2 separate regions of the Homo sapiens genome follow, and region 2 is linked to region 1. Evidence: chromatin loops called from intact Hi-C (ENCODE). Cell type or tissue: endothelial cell of umbilical vein. All regions are shown on one strand. Each heading gives the region's core, and the rest is flanking DNA. Links, peaks and the distances in the headings are about the cores only.

Region 1 (10,723 bases), core at 1,211-9,210:
ACCACTAACCCACAAGCCCTTGTCATGGGATGCAGCATGATCCACCTGGGGGACTGAGGGCGACTGTCTTCTCCAGCCTCACCCTCCCCACATGCCCTTGAAAAGCCACTCGAGTCCTGTGCCCAGGAGCCCTCTCCTCCTTTATCATCTGCGGAATGTCTACCCTTCCTTGCTGGTGCAGCTCACTTGCCACCTCCTCCAGGAAGCCTTCCTGGGCTCCATAAAGCTGAGCTGCTTATGCCCTCCTCTGTGTATTTAACAGCAATTTGCTTTTCATTGTGTGATGTGGCCGAACTTCTTCATTGGGCCTGGGGATCTGAAGCCACGCCACTTCAAATGAGTGGGAGGGTGTGGAAAAAGGGCAAGTAATGGCCTGCAGAGAAAGGGGCCCTTCCTGATCATCCACTGTGCATGTTCACATTCATCAATGACTTCGCTCTTTCCTTTTAACCTATGAGGTTGGCGTTGCCCACAGGTTTTTTTTGTTGTTGTTATTGTTTTGTTTCTTGGTTTTGTTTGTTTTTGAGACGGAGTCTCCCTCTGTCGCCCAGGCTGGAGTGCAGTGGCGCGATCTTGGCTCACTGAAACTCTGCCTCCTGGGTTCAAGCGATTCTCCTGCTTCAGCCTCCTGAGTAGCTGGGATTACAGGCACATGCCACCATACCCGGCTAATTTTTGTATTTTTAGTAGAGACGGGGCTTCACCATGTTGGTCAGGCTGGTCTTGAACTCCTGACCTTGTGATCCGCCCGCCTCAACCTCCCAAAGTGCTTGGCATTACAGGTGTGAGCCACCATGCCTGGCCTGCTCACAGGTTTTACAAGAGGGGACACTGAGGCAAAAGTGTCCCATGGAGGCTGTGCTGCTGACAAACGGCAGAGCGGCTCCTGCCATTCACCTGCACTGTATCTCGGGCTTTGCTTTGGTCTACTCCATAAACTTCCTGAAAAAGGTTTCTTTGAAAAAGTCCAAATTTGTCCCTAATAACTGAAGGGTAGAAATGTGAAATGGGCCTACTCTGGGATCAAGACCACCTGGGTTCAAACCCTAACTTGGAAGCTCTGGGCCTTGGGCAACTAACTGGCCTCTTTCAAGTTCAGTTTTCCCTCCTGTAGGTTGAGAGGTTTCAACGAGACAACACAGATGAAAGGCACAGCCTGGCCCCCAGCATGCAGGCCAGTGTTTGGTAATTGATAGTTTTCTCTCCTGTTTCACTATCCTAGGTCCAAAGAACCAGAAGAGTAGACAGTCCTTAGAGACAGCAGCTGTGCCGGCTGCAGAAATGGAGAGAGCTGTGAGCTAGAATAGAAGAAGAGAAAGGCCAAAAACCACGGAGAAACAGAGCCAGACAACACAGAGGTGAAATTCAGAAAGCGAGTCCAGCACTTGGCTGAAGTTACAGGCCCTTCCTGCCCTGCCCTTTCCCACCCAAGGCCATGCCTAGTTCATGTTACTAAGTCTAAGAAACAGCTCCAGAAGTGGCATCTCTGCTAACCACTAGGGAAGATATTGTCGTTTTTTAATGATTCAAACTCTCCAGGGAACCAAGAAGGCTGAGGGCGCTGAGTTCTCTCCACACACCTGGGCTCAGGACTCCCCCAATATCTACGTGCTTTATTCCTGATCTTAACAGGCTCTGAAAGCCACATAAACCCGTGCTTGCCTGGGTACCAAAAGACCCGGGCCCGGGGGTCTTTGTTCGGGCTCGGTGCCTTCTCCATCTAAGCTTTCTTGGCAGTGTTACTCTCCTCACACTGTTACTTGGGTTCTCACTTTCTGTTCTTGAGTTAATGGATGTTTGTTTTCCTGAATTCACGGGTCCTTTGTAAGTCTTCTATCCCATAACGTAAGATGGGGGTATAAACAAAGAAGCAAGCGCTAGCTGACCTTATGTGGGGCATGGTTAGGGAACAGGAATTCCCTGTATCCAGCAGGGTTAAGCTGGTAGGAGGAAAGGGAAATGAGAGAAAGGAATCAAGAAGTGAGAAAGGGAACCAGTACCTGTCAACACCAACACACACCTGGTAAGTAGCAGGGCTGGTCTTCAAATCCAGGACTATGGGGCCACTGCATGGGAACAGAAGCAGCTTGTAGACTTCGGTGGTGGGGCTGCCAGAGTCGGGGAATTAAGGGAGGACAGGCTCTGCAGCCCAAGTGCCAGATGCCAACGGCCTGCGAAGGCTCTAGGACCCAGCTCCAAATCAGTGCTCCCGGCGCCATCCAGTGGCCATTAGGGAGATTGCAAGAGAAAAAAGCATGAGAAAAGAAACCCCAGAGAAGCCAGTGCCTGCCAACTCCAGGGAAGAGGAAGGAAGGAGCCTGGCCTTTGCCCTCAGTGCCCCCTATCAGTTGACTACCCTGCTCCAGTTTGACCTCCCCACTAGGCTTCTTCCTGGTGCAACTGATGTTTTCTCTCTGTGTGACCTTGGGCAGGCAACTCTGGCCTCTAGGCCTCAGTTTCCCCAACTGTAAAATGAATGGTAAGGCAAGGTGAGGTCACATGCCAAGTCCATAGGTCTTTAGCTCATCTGATCCTCATGGCCAGGTAAGATGATCATTCCCATCCCCCCATACTCCAGTCCCTCCTGACCACGCATAGTTCAAGCTTCACTCACCTGTAAAGTCTTCCATGGCCTCCTGCGGAAATTCCAGCCACCGTTTAAGGATCACCTCTCCAGGATTTCTCCCTCCTCTCATCTGAAGTTCCCTCTTTCTGCAACAGTCAGGTGGACCTCAGCCCTTCTAGCCCGGAGCTTCCTCAGCTCAAGAGTTTTTCTCAATCATCAGTTTCTCCCTCTTCACCAAGCCTAGCAAGGTGCCCGGCACAGAGTACTTAAGAGCAGCTGCTCTGAAGTCAGTCAGCCTGGCTTCAAGCCCCATGTGGTAGGCAGAATGGCCTTCCCCACAAAGATGTACACATTTTAATCCCCGGCACCTGTGATTTCACCTCACACGACAAAAGGGACTTTGCAGATGTGGTTAAGATAGAGAGCTTGAGGCTGGGCGCGGTGGCTCACGCCTGTAATCCCAACACTTTGGGAGGCTGAGGCAGGCGGATCACCTGAGGTCGGAAGTTCAAGTCCAGCCTGACCAACATGGAGAAACTCTGTTTCTACTAAAAATACAAAAAATTAGCTGGGAGTGGTGGCATACACCTGTAATCCCAGCTACTCAGGAGGCTGAGGCAGGAGAATCGCTTGAACCCAGGAGGCGGAGGTTGCAGTGAGCCGAGATCGCACCATTGCACTCCAGCCTGGGCAACAAGAGCAAAAACTCCATCTCAAAAAAAAAAAAAGATAGCTTGAGATGGGATTATCTTTGATTATCAAGGTCATGCCAATATAAACAGAAGGGTCCTTATAAGACAGAGACGGGAAGGTCAGAGTCAGAGAAAGAGATGTGCTGATGGAAACTGAGTCTGAAGTGATGTAGGGCCATGACCCAAGGAATTCAGGTAGCCTCTAGAAGCTGGAAAAGGCCAGGAAACAAAAGCCTCTAGAAGGAATAAAGCCTTGCCAACACATCTTAGACTTCTGACCTAAAAACTGTAAGGTAATAAATGTGTGTTGCTAGCCACTCAATTTGTGGTAACTTATTAGAGCAGCCATAGGAAACATCCTGGTTCAGCTTCGTACTGGTTATGTTACTGTTGGAAACTTAACCTTTCTGTGTCTCAGTGTCCTCATCTGTAAAATGGGGATGATAAAGGCAATAATTCTTATTTCACTGGTTCCAAGTATAAAATGAAAATACCTGCAAATCAGTTACAATAATGCCCAACACTAAATATGTTAGCTGTTACTATAAGAACAGTTAATAGCTACCATTAATTGAGGGATAGGTACAAGGCACATGCCTTAGAAGAATGTCCTTGATTCTCCCCATCACGCTTGGGGGTAACAATTCCAGTCTCCACTTTGCAGATGAGGAAACAAACACAAAATAATTTTCCCCAAATCACTCTAGGACTGGAAGCATTTTAAACTTCGTTGTTTCTTACATGCACTCGGGAAATGGTACTGGTTTGTGTTCTTTGCTGATAGAGGTGTTTTGGGAGGGGTTGATAAGATGACAGAAGGAAGGCCACAGGCTGGACAGACAGGGGTCCTAGCTGATACCTCCTTCTCTTCCTACCTAGTGCAGGAGAGAGTTAAAATCGGTCAAAGCTCATCTATCCACTCCCACCCCATCCATTTAGGGGTTCAATTACTGCCTCTCACTTTCCCACCAACGCCACCCCCGCACCCCTTACCAGCGCTCAGTACTAGCAGCTTTTGAGCCAGATTTGGGGGCATCATGGGATAGGCGTGGCCGGGAGCGAAGCGTTCAGTCCGCTGGGGAATGGAGTGGCGCAGACTTACTCAGACCCCAAGGATTCCTGTTGAGCCCCCTCCCTTCCCGCAGCCTGCATAAGGAGCCATCTGTTCTCGGCTGAATAAACAAGCAGGGGGAAGCAGCGCCGGGTCTCCTGCCCCCGAGCCCGACCCCCGCACAATGCGCCTTTCTCCAAGGAGACGCCGCCCGGGCGCCGCCACAGCACGCTCCGTCTGGCTTCCCCTCCCCCAGGCGGCGCAGCAAGACCCAAAAACGGACCCCGTGGAAATCAGTTTTTTTTATTTTTTTAAGAACACAAACAAGAAATCCAACAAAGAACTGAGCGCAGCACGCGGCGAGGGCGTGCCGGTCTAGCACGTGCCCCTTCCCTCACCACCCGCTATCCCCCTGACGCCGCAGTCCGCCTAATGGTCCGGGCGAGGCCAACTCAGCTCAATGCCGGAAGCCCGCCAGCGCCTCCGCCCCGACAGCCCAAGCCGGACGGGCCCAGGTTCTGCCTGGCCCCGGCGCACCGATGGCGCGCAAGGGGCACCGTCCGTGGTGCCGCGCCCCAGCCCGGGTCTGGGCCGTCCGTGGCCCTCACTTCTGGTTGGCCAGCTGGTTCTCCAGATCCTCCAGGCGCGCCGTCAGCTGGGCCAGTGAGCGGTTAAGGAGGCCGTTGGGGTTCGCCGAGGTCCCTTCACTTTCCCTCCAGCCCGCGCCACCAGCCCCAAAGGATATGGTTCAGCGTCAGGCTCTCGAGCGCCCCCAGCGTGCGGCCCTGGAACTCCACGAGGCTTTCGCATTCGCATGGGCTCCGAAGCTCTGTCCCTGCGCTGATGCCCTCCTCTGCAAGCCGGACACAGAGGGTCAGGGGGATGAGAAATTGCCCTAGCTTTGGCCCTCTGATTTCCCTGCACTGGGCCTATGGTTGAGTATATGGGCTTTGGATTTAGAGAGACCTGGGCTGAGTCCCAAGCTAAGTAGCTGTGAGATACTGAAAAACTCACTAACCTTTCTAAGCTCAGTTTTCTCATCTATAAAATGGATATAATGAAAGAGTGTACGCATTAGTGGCTTCGAGGATTCATTCACCTGTGTACGTGTGTGTGTGTGTGTGTGCTCACGCACAACTTACAAGACTGTTTCTCAAACCTTAATGCTCATTGGAATCATCAGGAGAGCTTGTTAAAATATAGATTCTGCTTCAGAATGGAGAAGAAGCTCAGAAGGTACATTTCTAATAAGCTCCCAAATGATGCTGATGCTCCTGGTCTGTGGACCACACTTTGTGTAGCACTCTCCAAATAAAATTTTATGCAATGATGAAAGTGTTCTACATCTGCCCTGTCCAAAGCAGTAGCTACAAGCCACATGTGGCTGTTTAACACTTCAAATATGACTGGTGCTACTAAAGGACTAAAATGTATTTTATTTTAATCAATTGTAATTAAATAGGTACTGCCTACCTTTTTGAAAAAGCACAGATCTAGAACACTGCCTGGTTCAAGTAAATACTTTACAGCAGGGGTCCCCAATCCCCAGGCCATGGACCAGTACCAGCACATTACATGGACCAGTACCAGCCCATGGCCTGTTAGGAACTGGGCCACACAGCAGGAGGTGAGCAGCCAGCATGCAAGGGAGCTTCATCTGTATTTATAGCTGCTCCTCATTGCTCCTATTACAACCTGAGCTCCTTTCCTGTCAGATCAGTGGCATTGTTAGATTCTCATGGGAGCACAAACCCTATTGTAAACTGTGCATGTGAGGGATCTAGGTTGCAGGCTTCTTATGAAAATCTAATGCCTGATGATCTGTCACTGTCTCCCATCACCCACGGATGGCACCATCTAGCTGCAGGAAAACAAGCTGAGGGCTCCCACTGATTATACATTATGGTGAGTTGTATAATTATTTCATTGTATATTACAATGTAATAATAGAAATAAAGTGCACAATAAATGTAATGTGCTTGAACCATCCCAAAACCATTCTCCCCACCACCATCATGGAAATATTGTCTTCCGTAAAACCACTGCCTGGTGCCAAAAAGGTTGGAAACCACTGCTTTATAGTGTATTTCAACTAGACCAGTGATTCTCAAAGTGTGGTCCTTGGACCAGCAGCATCGGCATCGTGTAGGAATTTATCAAAAATGCTAATTATCAGACAACACCCCAGACTTGCTGAATTAGAAAATCTAGAGTTGAAGCCCAGCAATTTGTGTTTGTTTTTGTTTTGTTTTTTGAGCTCTGTCTCCCAGGCTGGAGTGCAGTGGTGCAATCTTGGCTCACTGTAACCTCTGCCTCCTGGGTTCAAGTGATTCTCCTGCCTCAGCCTCCCGAGTAGCTGGGATTACAGGCATGTGCCACCATGCCCTGCTAATTTTTTGTATTTTTAGTAGAGACGGGGTTTCACTGTGTTAGCCAGGATGGTCTCGATCCCCTGACCTTGTGATCTGCCCACCTCGGCCTCCCAAAGTGCTGGGATTACAGCCATGAGCCATCATGCCCAGCTGCAATTTGTGTTTTTAAAGGTCCACCAGGTGATTCTGGTGTGACCTAATTTTTAGGAACCACTGATCCTGATCCAACTCTATCTCCCCACACATCAACATCTTGGGGGTTGGGCAGGAGGCCTTACAATTAAAACTGGCACATGTTTTTTCTTAGCAGTACATAAGGTAGTGATGAATCTTAAAATGAATGGTATCTTAGATTCACTGAAATTCTATAAGCATGTGCCATTGTTAAGATTACAGGGAGGCCAGGTGCTGTGGCTCACACCTGTAATCCCAGCACTTTGGGAGGCTGAGGCGGGTGGATCACGAGGTCAGGAGATCAAGACCATCCTGGCTAACACGGTGAAACCCCATCTCTACTAAAACTAGAAAAAATTAGCCGGGCGTGGTGGCATGCGCCTGTTGTCCCAGCTACTCGAGAGGCTGAGGCAGGAGAATCGCTTGAACCTGGCAGGCAGAGGTTGCAGTAAGCCGAGATCGCACCACTGCACTCCAGCCTGGATGACAGAGCGAGACTCCATCTCAAAAAAAAAAAAAAAAAAAAAAAAAAAGATTACAGGGAATGACATAGAAAAAAAAAATGCTACAATAAAAGTACCTTAGGAAAAAAAAGAAAAAGGATTACACGTGGTGAAATAATAAGCACAATACCTGCCATTTAACCTTTGAAAACACTGCCATAATGATTTAAAAGTTGTCTCTTCATCTTAGTCTTATATGTACTATGAACAAACTGCTGGAATCCAGCAAAGACCCCTAACTTCACAGATTTGTTTCTCTAAACAAAGGGTTGGAGACAGGGAACAGTCATACCACCAATTGATAAAGAGCTTCAACCACAAAACCCAGACTTCTCTTAGAACTCTAGAACTAGAGGTAACCTTGGGCAGCCAGTGCCTCTCCTGTTACCGAAGAGAAAAGTTAAGGTAGGTGTGGGGTAAGTGACTCGTCCAAAGTCACACTGCAGGGCCCATAAGAGTCACATAGGAAGAGCTCTGAAAGAGCCCCTAATCTGAAAGAGCCACAATAATTAGAATTGGCTGAGAGCGGGGAGGGAAGGAGAGTTGGGGGAAGGACTGTATGTGTATATTTGTATGTGTATATACATGCACGTGCATGTGCATGCATACACAAACACATATTATATAATATAGTATATATAGTATATTATATATACTTTTTTTGAGACAGGGTCTCACTCTGTCACCAGGCTGGAGTGCAGTAGTGCAATCTCGGCTCACTGCAACCTCCACCTCCCAGGTTCAAGCAATTCTCCTGCCTCAGTGCCCACCACCTTGCCCAGCTAATTTTTGTATTTTTTGGTAAAGACAGGGTTTCACCATGTTGCCAAGGATGGTCTCGAACTCCTGATCTCAAGTGATCCAGCCGCCTCGGCCTCCCAGAGTGCTGGGATTACAGGTGTGAGCCACTGCGCCCAGCCCCCCTACATATATCTAAAAAAAAAAAAAGGCAAATTCTCCAGACCCAAACCAGCCCTACTTAGTCTGTTTCTGGAGCTGCAGTCTGATAAATGGGAAGAAGAGTCACATCTTAAGCCTGGGCTAGTGTCTAAAGTCTCTAGGGTAAAAGTTACCCTGGAGACATTCCCTGTATCACCTAGAGCACAGTACACTGCATGCGATTCAAGAGTCCCCTTCTTCACAGGTAGAGTCAGTCTCTTTTTCCTCAGCTGAGCACCAGATGATGAAGTAGAGGGATTGCACTTATGAGGTATGTTGTCCCCAATAAAAAAAAAAAAAGTCTTTGCATACTTAAAATATATTCAGTCCTGCCACTTTGCCAAGTTCATAAGGTTGAATTCTAACAAGTTCAGGGATATATGCTGTGGCTCCACTTACAAATGCTGTCTGGTGTGCCTTCAAAAAAATTTCCCAAATTATTCTGAACCTCCACTGATTTGGGGGACAGGTAGCCTAGTCTAGGATTTCTTAGACTTTAATATGCTTACAAATCACCTGAGAATCTTGTCGAAGTGGAAATTCTGATTCATTCGGTCTGGAGAGCACCAGAAATGTTTCAGTTCTAAGAAGCTACCGGGTGACCGCCCTGCCGCTGGCCTGCAGACCACATTTGGAGTAGCAAAGCTCTGTCTAGTGAGCCCAACCTCTGGCTATAACTACAAAGTGGGCAGGGAGTGAATAGGAAGGGGAGATATCAGAGGACGGGCAATGAGAGAGAGGAGGAGCCCCGAGAGAGATGCGCTCACCTGGACAGATGCTGCCTCTGAGGTTCTCCAGCAGGTGCGTCATGGTGCCGAAGTCCGGGGCATAGGACACGTGCAGTTCCGCTGGCTCCGAGGCGATCTCGCGCAGCTCCGCCTCCACCGCCTTGCCCACGCCCACGGCGTACATGACGATGCCTGCAAGGCCGGGGTCTCAGAGGGTGCCCCAGGCCTCGGGAAAGCTGCCTCCCAGCGTCTGACCCAACCCCAGCCCACTGTGTCCCATGCCAAGCCCACCTTCCTCCTTGGCGCGCGCTGCCCACACCGAGATGTCATCCTGGGAGCGGCCATCCGTGAAGACCAGGCCAACACGAGGCACGTTAAGGGCACGGGGCCGTGCACCCTGCGCCTCGGAGAAGCTGTGCTCCACCATGTGCCGCAACGCCAGCCCTGTCATGGTGCCGCGTTCCATGTACTCCACGGCCAGGACCGCCTGCTTCACCTCGGCTGCGGTGCCGTAGCGACCCAGAGGGAACTCGGTGCGCACGCGGCTCGAGAACTGCACCAGCCCCACCCGCGTGCCCTCGGGGGACACATCTAGGAAGTCCACAATCTGGTTCACGAAGCGCTTCACTAGCTCGAAGTTTTGTGGACGCACGCTCTTGGAGCCATCAACCAGCAGAACAAGGTCCACGTGGCCTTCCCGGCACCCTGCACAGCCAGAAAAGCTTGAATTGAGGGACCAGATTCTGGACTGGCAGCAGCTGTCTATCCATCTAGTCGTTCATTCGCAAACATTTATTATATAACAGACAACATTTCCTGAGTCCTTCCTGTGCCAGGCAGTGTGCTAAGTAATAATAATTATCACCATCATCATCACCATCACCATCATCATCACCCTCATCATCGCCCTTGACATTTATTCAGTGCTTAGAACAAACCACTCTGCTAAAAGCATCTTTTTTTAACAACAATCATAGTAATGACCACAATAACTACCATTTATTGATCATCTACTATGTATCAGGCACACTTCTAAGCACTCTACCAGTATTAACAATAATAATAACAAAAACATTATTTACCGACAGCTTACCATGTGGTAGGTACTGGGTGAAGTGCTTATATATATTCTCAATCCTCCCAATAAGCTTGAATATTGTCCCCATTTTCTATGACCTGAGGTTCTGATGGATAAAGTGATTGCCCCAGATTTCATAGCTAGTACTGACTGAGCCAAGACATGAAGCCAGGTCCATCTGACTCCAAAACCCATGCTCCTGAATGACTCTACAATGTCACCTCCCCTATTCTGAGCCAGGAAAGTTGCTAGGCCCAAAATGTGGTGTGTGTTGGCGTGGGGAGGTTTTCAAAGGTTTTGAAATAATTAAAACATAATCCTGTTCCATGAGGACAGAGCAGAGCAAGTCAGACATGCTATGTGCTCTGGTCAAGGAAAGTGCTAGAAGAGAAGATCATGCAGGGATCCCAAGGTAGGAATAGTGTATTCTTCCTGGAGTTGTTAAGGAAGGCTGCATGGAGATGATGGCCTTCTATCTGATCTTTGTTATGAACTGAATGAGTGTGTTTCCCAAAATTCATTTATTGAAACCCTACGCCTTTATGTGATAGTCTCCGGAGGTGAGATCTTTGGAGGTTAATTAGGATTAGATGAGGACATGAGGGTACAGCGCTTATGAG
Region 2 (10,723 bases), core at 1,137-9,136, 180 kb before region 1:
CTGCTTGGGGTTGAATCCCAGCTCTAGTACTTACAAGTTGGACAACTTTGGCCAAATTAACCTCTTTGTGCTTCAGTTTCCTCATGTGTGAAATGGGGAAAAGTAATGAAGCCTACCCGATAAGGATATGAGGATTTCATGAGATTATACAAGATTATACATGTAAAGTGATTAAAATGATACCTGGTCCATGGCACATGATCTGTAATTGTTAGCTGTTGCTGCCTTTATTACTTTCAAGGGAGGAATATGGTATGGTTTAATCCTGGCTACATCATTTCTCAGCTGGGGGTCTTGGGCAAGTCACTTATCTCATAACCACTATTTCTTCACTGTCAAATGGGAATAGCCTTTCTCAGGGTTATGGGTTGGATGAATGAAATGATGTTTAAAAGTGGGAGATCTGCAGTAGACGTTCATTACAGACTAATAACCAGAATCTGAATTAGTCAAGCTCTTACTGTGATAAATCTGTGACAAACAACCCTTGAATCTCTGTGACTTCTTACCACAAATATTTTTTTCTCTTTGGCAAGTTTGAGGCTTGGCTGGTCTGGCTCAGCTTCAGGCTTGCCCCAGGTGTCTCTCCAGCAAGACAAGTGGCTCCGGGCAAGCTCTTCTCATGGCAGAGGGCAGAAGCTCTAAGAAGGGTGGAGGTCAGGTGAGGTGGCTCACACCTGTAATCCCAGCACTTTGGGAGGCTGAGGCAGGCAGATTGCCTGAGGTCAGGAGTTCAAGACCAGCCTGGCCAACATGGTGAAACCCCATCTCTACTAAAAATATAAAAATTAGCAGGGTGTGGTAGCAGGTGCCTGTAATCCCAGCTACTTGGGAGGCTGAGGCAGGAGGATCACTTGAACTCGGGAGGTGGAGGTTGCAGTGAGCCAAGATCGTGCCACTGCACTCTAGCCTGGGCAACAAGAGCGAAACTCCATCTCAAAAAAAAAAAAAAAAAAGAATGGTGGTGTTTTGTCTTTAAACAGGCTACACTGTCACTGCCACCCACATCCCATTAGCTAAAACAGGTCTCCTCGCCCAGCCCAAGTCACTGGGGCAGGCTGTACACTCTCCCTGAGGGAAGCCACTGTAAGCATGGGGTGGGGAGGGGAAAGGGACAATTGTAGGCAAATAATCCAATCTACAATATTACCTGTGTTAACTATCTGAAGCTATATGTATATGGGGAAACTGAGGCCCAGAAAGAGGAACAGAAATATCCAAGTTTGCTCAGAGTCAGTGACTCCCAGATAGTTCTCCTTCCCCTCTCCAAGACCTCAGTCTATATCCATGTAGTTAGCATTTGGTACTTTTGAGTCAACCGTTCAAGCATTTGAATCCCATGGTAAGAACAAGGAGGGTGAGGAAGTAGAATCCCTTCCATCTTCCGATGGGGCAAACAGAAGCCCAGAGTGCAGAAGGATGACCTGTCATCATACTGCAAGGTCAAGAGAACAGGGAAAGAAGACCAAGGATTCCCAAGTGTACCTCCACAGTGGACCGCCCAGTCCCTCAGTCTTGTGCTGGACACAAGAGGCCCAGCAGATAGAGCAGGGAATTTGCCACCTCCTTCCTGGGAGGAAAGTGGGAGAGTCAGGAATCCAGCTGTCTGGGTCCAGGGATATCCCTTGGGATGACTGTCATTCCCTCATTGACCCCTTCTCCCCGCAAGAAACACTTGTTAAACCCTGACTGCATACTGGACCCAGGAGAAACTGAGGTGAGTGAGGTGGAGAGAGAGCCATCACAATAATGACATCCCGACGACTTGAGCAACATTTCCCCAAATTTTGGGCAATTTGAAGTGATCTTAGTATGTACCTGGATGCAGTGTCACATAACATGGACTCCTGGAGGGAGAAAGTCATTCCCTTCTCAATTCTTCTGATTACCTCAGGGAGAAAGTCTCAGCTTAGACATTTGCATCTTTTATTTATTTATTTATTTATTTTATTTTTTTATTTTTATTTTTTTTTGAGACGGAGTCTCGCTGTGTCACCCAGGCTGGGGGGCAATGGTGCGATCTCCGCTCACTGCAAGCTCCACCTCCTGGGTTCACGACATTCTCCTGCCTTAGCCTCCCGAGTAGCTGGGACTACAGGCGCCCGCCATCACGCCCAGTTAATTTTTTGTATTTTTAGTAGAGACAGGGTTTCACCGTGTTAGCCAGGATGGTCTCCATCTCCTGACCTCGTGATCCGCCTGCCTCAGCCTCCCAAAGTGCTGGTATGACAGGCGTGAGCCACCGTGCCCGGCCGATGTTTGCATCTGTAACCCTTTAAAATCTTCATTGATTAAAACATAGACTGGCCGTGCACGGTGGCTCACATATGTAATCCCAGCACTTTGGGAGGCTGAGGCAGGTGGATCACTTGAGGCCAGTAGCTTGAGACCAGCCTGGCCAACATGGTGAAAACCTGTCTCTACTAAAAATACAAAAATTAGCCAGGCATGGTGGTGGGCACCTATAGTCTCAACTACTTGGGAGGCTGAGGCAGAAGAATCGCTTGAACCCGGGAGACGGAGGTTGCAGTGAACCAAGATCGTGCCACTGCACTCCAGCCTGGGCAACAGGATGAGACTCTGTCTCAAAAAACAAAAAACCAAAAACATAGAGTGAGTACAGGCTTCAGGCTCAGTCTTGGCAGGTGGCTGTAGCTAGCTAGAGTTTAATAACACTATTTAATATCATTTAATCTGACATGATTTACTTTAATGGAACTGAGCTGTTTCCATTGCATTTGTTTTCATAATTCCATTTGTGGTAATTGATCTCATTTATAGTAGTGATATCAATTTTCTTTTGAAATGAATTTATTTATATACAAAAGTGAGCCATTTAAAGAAAACATTAAGTAAATGGTGGTACAGGCAGCGTGCAACCTATCATGGTGCTATTTTGTAGGTATGGTGAAAATCATGAAAGAGGTGAATGACTGATGTTTGGAAAACTCTGCAAGAATATTCATTCTGGATGGTTGGGCTGCCTGAGGGAGAGGTCAGGGTCTGCCTGAATTGGGCATTTTTGGTGGAGGAAGCAGCATGTACGGATTGGTGTGAAAGCGTTAGGAAGGGTGGGAAGCTCGTATGGCAGTGGTGCAGAGTACTGGGGTGATACAGAGGCCTTCCTCCGAGCTCAGGCTATGGACTTTGACTCCCAGGAGGAGAAACCAGGGGTGGATGGGTTGCAGGGAAGTGTCAGCAGGCCAGTGATTATCAGAAGGCTGGAACCACCGCTGGTAGAGATAGTGCTGTCCAGCGGGCAGGGCCCCAGGCCTCCCATCGTGAACTCTTTCCGTTGGTCCCCAGCTTAGGTGCAGAGCCACAGATCCTAAATCAGAATTAGCCTGAGGAGGGAGAAAGAAAGGGTTAATTCCTTCCCATAATAGGGCTCTGGTTTCTGGCCTTGGTCTCCCATCCATGCCCCACCAGCTCAGCTCTGGTTGCCACCAAGGCAGGATTCCTCTGCCCCCTTCAAAAGGGCAAACAGAAGCCCAGAGCAGTTTAGGGCTGTCATCCAGGTGCCACAGCAAGCTCAAGAAGAGAACCAAGGACTCCCGGGTCCTCTGTCATCCTAGCAGGACTCCTCCAACCCCTATCCAGTTTCCTAATCCTGGCCATGGGAGGTCCTGACTTCTGGGGAGGCATCCTGTTAAGCTTGTAGCAATGAAGAAAGTATTAGAGCTGGGCTCGGAGAGGGGAGGCACCTGCCCTGGGCACCCAGGAGCCGTACCTCTGGCAGGATCCCGGCAATCCCGCCCGCAGGCGCTGTGGCAGCATCGCTTTTTGCCCGAGCAGTCTGAGTCCTTGTGACACAGGTGGTTCATGGGGCTGAGGCAGCGCAGTTGGTCCTCTGGGCAGCTGCCCAGCTTCACTGCAACACAGGGAACTGGGTGAGCTCCGTCCTTGCCCACTGGCCCTGAAGCTTGGGGCTTGGATGGTCAGCAAGGTGGAGGGGAGGCATTTACCAGAGACCCTGGGGACACACTGGCGGAAGCAAGCTCTGTAGCAGCACTTCCTGGTCAAGGGACACTGGCTGTCTTCCACGCACTGGTCAGGCACCGATAGGAGGCAGGGCCCATCATCTGGCGGGCAGCCCCCCGATTTCTCTGTAAGAGAATCTCCTAATATTGCAGCTGGAGGAAGCTCACGGTTATGTAATAAGCGCTGACCTGGGAATGACAAGACTGAATTCTCCATCCCTTGCTTTTTGCCTGTCTTTTGGCTAGTTGTTATTTTTGTTTGTTTGTTTGTTTATAATGACTCCAAGCCTCAGTTTTCTGGCTGTGAAATGGGAAGCTGGGCTAGTTTGAGACTCAGATGGCACAAATGACAGGGGAAAATGAAGCCCAACATCTCCACTGTGGCCAATAAGGCCATGCCTGGTCTGGGCCCTGCCCATCTCTCTAGCCCCATCCTCTACTGCCCTCCCACTCAGTGCCTCCTGATCTGCTCCAAGCCAGCTCTCTCTGCAGGGCTCTTGCTCGGGCCGCATCCTTTGCCTAGTGCACTTCTCCTGTACTCCATGCGCCTGGTCAGCTCATTAGGACTCAGCAGAAACATCGCATCCTCAGAAGACCCTACTTCTCTGACCCCACATTAACTAGGTCAGCGCCCCCCCACCCCGGCCCCCACACACACACTCATTTCTTTCCTCCAGAGTTTGTGATGCTGCATCTGTTTGTCTGTGTCTCTCACTTGGCTGGAGGTGAGGAGAGTAGACACCCTGCCAGCTTTGCTCACCGTTGGTCCATATCACAGCCCTTGGCGCACAGCAGTAGGGCTCAGTGACTTGGAAAGAAAGGGTTTTGAAGTGAGGCCCAGCATTGCACGTGCGTCAGCAGTGGCCAGCCTGGTGCACTGTCACAGCCACAGCTGGCCACGTCTTCTGCACCGTTGCGTTCATCACTGTTGCAAATGGCATGGTTTCGAGGATCAGGCGTTAACTCTGTCTCTGAGGCGTTCCTCTGAATGGTATAGAGTGTCCTGTCCCAGAGCTTACCTAACATTCTTCTTGCTGGGATTTTGGGCCATGTTCATATTTCATGCACAAAGCTGGAAATCAGTATCCTCCTCCATGTAGAGGAGGAAATCAAGGCCTGAAAAGGGCAGTGACTTGTCCAGACCCACATGGGCTGGGCTTAGGACTCCCAGGGCCCGGCTCCCTCTGACCTCTGTGAGTGTCCACCCTGAGCTGTCTTTGAGCTGTAGGGATGGAGCAGGTCCCAGGTCTTCAATTCAATCCAGCATCAGAGAAAATGTTCAAGAGTTCCGAGGGGCAGCTGGATCTGGTTCTGTGACTTTACCTCTGTGTCCGCCCCTCCCCCTCAGCCCCCTGCCTGGGTGCTGGCTGCACACATAAGTAGGCACCTTGCTCACATCCTACGTGCGCTAAGTCAACTTCAGCTGTCACATCGGGTTGGTTTAAATTAAATTGCTGCCCCCTGCTGGAGAAAGAGAGGCTTGGCGTGGGGAGGGGGAAAAAGTGTGGGTTTGGGGTGGTGGGGGTGATGGGAGGGTTCCTGGGAAACTGTCTGAGGTCCAAGGTTTAGCCCTGAATTCACAAGTCCAAGTCAAAGGTGCGCAGGCCTCAAAGGGTGGGCCAAACGGAGCTGCGTGCACTCAAAGCCGGTGGAGCCGGGTGGGTCAGGCAGGGAGAGCTTCTGTGGCGAGGGGCCTGGGGCTGGCCTTGGGGAATGGACAGATAGGGATGGGGCATGACAGCTGGCATTTCCAGTGGAAGAACTGCGATAGCTGCAATGTGGAGGTGGGGATAAAAGCCTGGCGTGTGCAGAGCCGGCGTGAGAGGCTCTGGGTGGTCACACTCACTCTGTTTGCCTGCCTTTCCTAACAGTCCCTCCAAACCAGGTTCTCCACTCACAGATGTGTACATCGAGACAGTCACACACACAGATGGTCATCCAGATGCATGCGCCATGGGTGTGTAGACTTAGAGAGCAAAAGAATCGTATCCAAACATGGTTAAATATATACACTTGTACACACAGACGATACACACATAGTCAAATACACAAGCACATTTAGATCTAGACACACAATTAGCTACAGGCTTAACAGTAGGAAACTGCAGATAGTCAACTGTTTTATCTACAAAAGTAGCAATTTTACATGGTTCAACTTAATACACACATATATACATATGGACATATATCAGAGAGTTATATATATGCAATATATTTATAAACATATATAAACAGGCAGTCATGTATGTACATATGAGCTGGAACATAATCACTGTCATTTACACATGCCTACCCACATAGATACATACACACAGATAGACACTCAGACACACACAGTTATGTATATAAATATATAAATATATAGCATATGTATGTGAACAGAGAGACATACATAAGCATACACAGTCATATATACAGAATCATATGCACAGAGCTACACAGACACATATATCTTCCCAATACCACATAACCACTGACAGCATTTAATTAGGCACTTGCTGTTTATCAGGGACTATGCCAGGCTCTTTGTATCAGAGACACCCAGACGTTTGAGTGAGAAGGGGGCAGAATGGGGAGCTCTTATAAACAGAGGCGGCTGGGCTTCCACAGGCAACAAACTGAGACTTCCCTTCCCTTGGCTTCGTCACCTTCCTCCATTGTCTGAAATTCTACCAACAGCTCGGCAATGTCTTACAGGAGAGAAACCAGTGGGGGACAAGGTGTGGTGAACTGGGGGAGAGACAAGCTTGTCACACCTGCCCATGCAGAGTGGCCCTGCGCAGGCTCGGTTTCTGCTGTGCCAGCTCTTTGCCTCTGAGCAGCTGGGCTGAATATTGGGGTGTGCTCCCTGGGAACACAATGACTCCCCCAAATCACCCACTTATGCTGTGCTTACTGTGTGCCAGGCCCTTATTCCTCGAGACACCATTTACTCCTGAGAGAGAGGCATGGGACCCCATTTTACAAGGAGTAAGTCTCCAGACCTGTCCTGTTGCCTTCCAGGAGTGTCCTGCCTGGAAGTCCTAATAAACTCATGCACTTGCCAATCTGGCCTTGTCTAAGTCATTCTTTGTTCTCTCAGCTCCTTCCTATGTTGGGGGTGCATTGTCCTGTACAGTCCTGGGTTTTTGCTGTAATAGTTGGTAAAGTGAATCTTTCTGATTTCAAATACTTGCACTCATGCACTTGCTAATCTGGCCTTGTCTAAGTCATTCTCTGGTCTCTCAGCTCCTTCCTATGTTGGGGGTGCATTGTCCTGTACAGTCCTGGGTTTTTGCTGTAATAGTTGGTAAGGTGAATCTTTCTGATTTCAAATACTTGCATTCAAATGCCACATTTGGCACTAACTCAGAGTCAGTCTTTGACCTTGTTAAGTGGTTCCCCGCTATGCCTCAATTTTCCTCATCTGCAAAATGGGGATGAAAATAGTCCTGTCCTCACAGCACCTTGTCGAGGAGTTACGTGATGATGGTGCATGAATCACAGCCAACACAGGGTCCAGCCTTGGAGCTCACCAGTGTACTTCCTTCCTCAGCCTGTCCCCATTACTGTCCCCTTTCTTTAAGGCAGGGCAAGGGTTGCACAGGTGAATGTAGGTTGGAGTGTTCCAGCCCCAGAAAAGGACGCAGGTGGAGGCCTCACCCAGATCAGGAGTCACCTGTCTAGCCACTCAGCAGCCCTCCCTCACCTGTCAGCAGGCCAGCCCCAGCCTTGTCAGGGGTGGGAATGGGGACAGGAGGTTGGGGGCGATGAGAGTTAGAGACAGAGCTTCCTCCCCACAAAGCCCAGATCCCAGAAGCCACACCCTCTCCTCAATTCCCAAGTCCCTTCCACAGATGGGGTGGTGGACCCACTGACCCAGTCACACCACAGCCCAGCAGGCACAGACAGGGTCCCTCCCCACACCTGAAGGCACAGAGACACACATGGACAGGCACCAAGCTCAGACACATGCGTGCAGCCATTCCTAAGTGTACGTGTGCAGACAGAGCTTTGCACAGACAAGCAGACGCAAAGACACATGTCTACACAGACACAGGCACATGCATTCCCCGCCCTGCCACCCCCTGACATATAGACAGGCACAGACAAGCACCGAGAAACTGGCAGAAAAGACACTTACAGATACCAACACAGGCAGGTGGACAGGCACAAATGTACACACATAAAAACACAGGCTTCTGAAAGCACTAAGAATCAGGCATCCACACATACACACACGCACGCACGCACACACACACGCGCACACACACCCCACAGGGCATTACCTGCCTTCCCCCAAACCCTTACTCTCCCTAGAGAAGTAGAGACAATCTGGTCCCCCCAGCAGAGGGATTTCCCGCACTCACCTCCCTTCTTCCTGCCAAAGACAGCAGGCAGCTGACTCCCCACAGCCAGGAGGGCCCCCAGGAGGAGAAGGCTCTGGGTCCTCATATTTCTGCTGCCGGCTCAGGGCCCAGGGCCCCCCAGATTAACACCTGCAGCCTCAGGGAAGCCAGAGAAACTTAGTCAGGAGAGGAAAGAGAGGGGGTGTGGAGTGACACCGTGCCTGCTTCATCTTGGCCCCACCCCCTGAGGGCCCGAGGACTCAGTGCAAGGGATGCTGTCACAATAGCTGAAGATAGGGTGGCGGCACATCCTGCATGTGGGGGACTCAGATCCAGTCTTGCCTGTATCGGTGACTTGGGCTGTGATCTTGGGCAAGTCTTGTCTCTCTGGGCTTCAGTTTTTTCATCTGTACACAGGGTGAAGGTTGTTGAGGCAGATGCTTGCTATCCTGGCTCTCAAAGATGTTGAAGCCCCAGCGATGTCTAGGCAGCGGGTAGAGGTCAGCTTTGAATAGCAAAGGAGTGGGGGTTTGCAGAGTTCTGGATGCCTAGGAAGGGAGAAGGCATTAGGGTTAGGCCAGAGCTTGCAGCCAAAGAAGGCTGGCCCAGGCTGGCATAATGAGTGAGGCCAGCCCTGGCCTCTCCTCTTGGGTCCTGTGGATGGGAGAAAGACCACCCCGCCTTTGGTGAGATCACCAGTGGCTTCTGATAGAACTGCCCTCTTCCTGGGGCTGGCTTGGCTGTTGAGGGTGGGGGAGCATGGCTTTTGGCTTGGCTAAGTTTGCTGGTCACAGCAGATGTGTGGCCACTGGAACCTCTTCTCTGGCCCTAAGGGATCCTGAGCAAAAAAATGTCATCTCATCCAGGGACCCCCACCTTAGATTTCGTATCTCTGATGTTGCCTCCTGCATTTGGTAGAAGAGAGGGAGCTGAGACTTGGCATCCTAAGGGACATCCTAAACAGAAACTCCATCGAAGTACATTCTCTCAGCCTTCTCATTTGAAAGACGAGGAAACTGTGAGATAGAGATGAGAGGGGACTGGCCCAAGGACACGCAGCTAATTCCTGACTAAGCTGGGACTTCCCACTGTGGCCTCCCCATCACCCTCATTCAGTTCCTGGGTTTTAAAAGCAGGTCAATACCTCATCTGATCCTGAGAAAGGAGGGTGATATTACAGGGCTTGTCTCACTTACCCATTCCAATCCAGGACAGCCCTGGCAGCAGGAAGTTCTTCCTTGGGTTTAATGTGAATCTCTCGTGCTGTCTTCTAAGCTATTAAGATAGGAGAGGCTCTGTCTTCTATGATCTGATGTTGCTTTTGGAATGCTGGCACCTCCTTGGAAGCTTTATTTTGGAGGACAAATATATGAGCCCTTCCTTCCTCCCTCCCTCCACCCCTCCCTCCCTCCACCCCTCCCTCCCTCTTTCTTTCTTTTTTCTTTTCTTTCTTTCTTTTTCTTTTTCTTTCTTTCCTTTTTTCATTTCTTTCTTCTTTCTTTCCTTCTTTCCTCTCTTTCTTTCCTTTCTCTTTCTTTCTTTTCTTTCTTTCTTCTTTCTTTTTCTTTCTTCTTTCTTTCCTTTTTTATTTCTTTCTTCTTTCTTTCCTTCTTTCCTCTCTTTCTTTCCTTTCTCCTTCTTTCTTTCTTTCTTTCTTTCTTTCTCTCCTTCTCCTTCTTCTTTCCTCTCTCTCTTTCTCTTTCTCTCTCTGTCTTTGACAGAATGTCGCTATGTCACCCAGGCTGGAGTGCACAGTGCCATCATGGCTCACTGAACCCTTGACCTCATGGACCCAAGTAGTCCTCCTGCCTCAGCCTCCTGAGTACCTGGGACTATAGGCATGCGCCCCAATATTTGGCTAGTTTTTATTTTTTGTAGAGATGGGGGGTCTTCCTATGTTGCCTAGGCTGGTCTCTAACTCTAGGACTCAAGTGATTCTCCCACCTTGGCCTCCCAAAGTGCTGGGATTCCAGGGGTGAGCCACTGTGCTCAGCCATGAAATGCTCTTTTTTTTTTTTTTTTTTTTTTTTTTGAGACGGAGTCTTCCTCTGTCATCCAGGCTGGAGTGCAATGGGGCAATCTCTGCTCATTGCAACCTCCGTCTCCTGGGTTCTAGCAATTCTCTGCCTCAGCCTCCCAAGTAGCTGGGACCACAGGCGCCCGCCACCATGCCTGGCTAATTTTTTGTATTTTTAGTAGAGACGGGGTTTCACCATGTTGGTCAGGCTGGTCTTAAACTCCTGAATTCAGGTGATCCACCCGCCTCGGCCTCCCAAAGTGTTGGGATTACAGGCATGAGCCACCATGCCAATGCTTTTTAAATTAAAATTATTTTGTAGACATTTTCCTGTGCTGTGAAATGTTCTCTAAACATCATGTTTTCTGATGGCTACATGCTGTTTTGTTAGATCTATA

What was found. A loop is a pair of places that touch in the nucleus more often than their neighbours do. Peaks named below come from ENCODE experiments on the same cell type or tissue, not always from the same donor. Only the 100,000 strongest peaks of a DNase experiment are listed, where the experiment ranks them.
Region 2: a loop joins it to region 1, with 3 times the contacts of the local background. A loop is called at or near these places in 6 of 110 quality-filtered maps.

Annotation. Positions count from the first base shown.
Region 1 is chr20:45,288,854-45,299,576 of GRCh38, forward strand. MATN4 (matrilin 4) reads right to left here. Exons shown (of 10, transcript NM_001393530.1): 7 at 9,317-9,730; 8 at 9,065-9,217; 9 at 5,055-5,162; 10 at 4,597-4,972. The coding sequence ends at 4,914. LOC105372630 (a long non-coding RNA gene) reads left to right here. Exons shown (of 3, transcript XR_936763.3): 3 at 1,223-1,499. Among named protein-coding and RNA genes, the nearest start is that of RBPJL, 13 kb to the right of the region's middle. RefSeq lists a silencer at 4,975-5,034. In endothelial cell of umbilical vein, for the core only: CTCF peaks have their summits at 2,228 (motif pointing left) and 5,077; DNase peaks (open chromatin) are centred at 2,208 and 5,048; H3K4me3 peaks cover 871 bases; H3K27ac peaks cover 283 bases.
Region 2 is chr20:45,106,670-45,117,392 of GRCh38, forward strand. It overlaps WFDC5 (WAP four-disulfide core domain 5), which reads right to left and starts at 8,505. Exons shown (of 4, transcript NM_145652.4): 1 at 8,330-8,505; 2 at 3,966-4,106; 3 at 3,731-3,871; 4 at 2,794-3,344. The coding sequence starts at 8,414. The coding sequence ends at 3,340. RefSeq lists enhancers at 7,941-8,442, 8,443-8,942. In endothelial cell of umbilical vein, for the core only: a CTCF peak has its summit at 5,447 (motif pointing left); no DNase peak of the experiment used is centred there; H3K27me3 peaks cover 384 bases.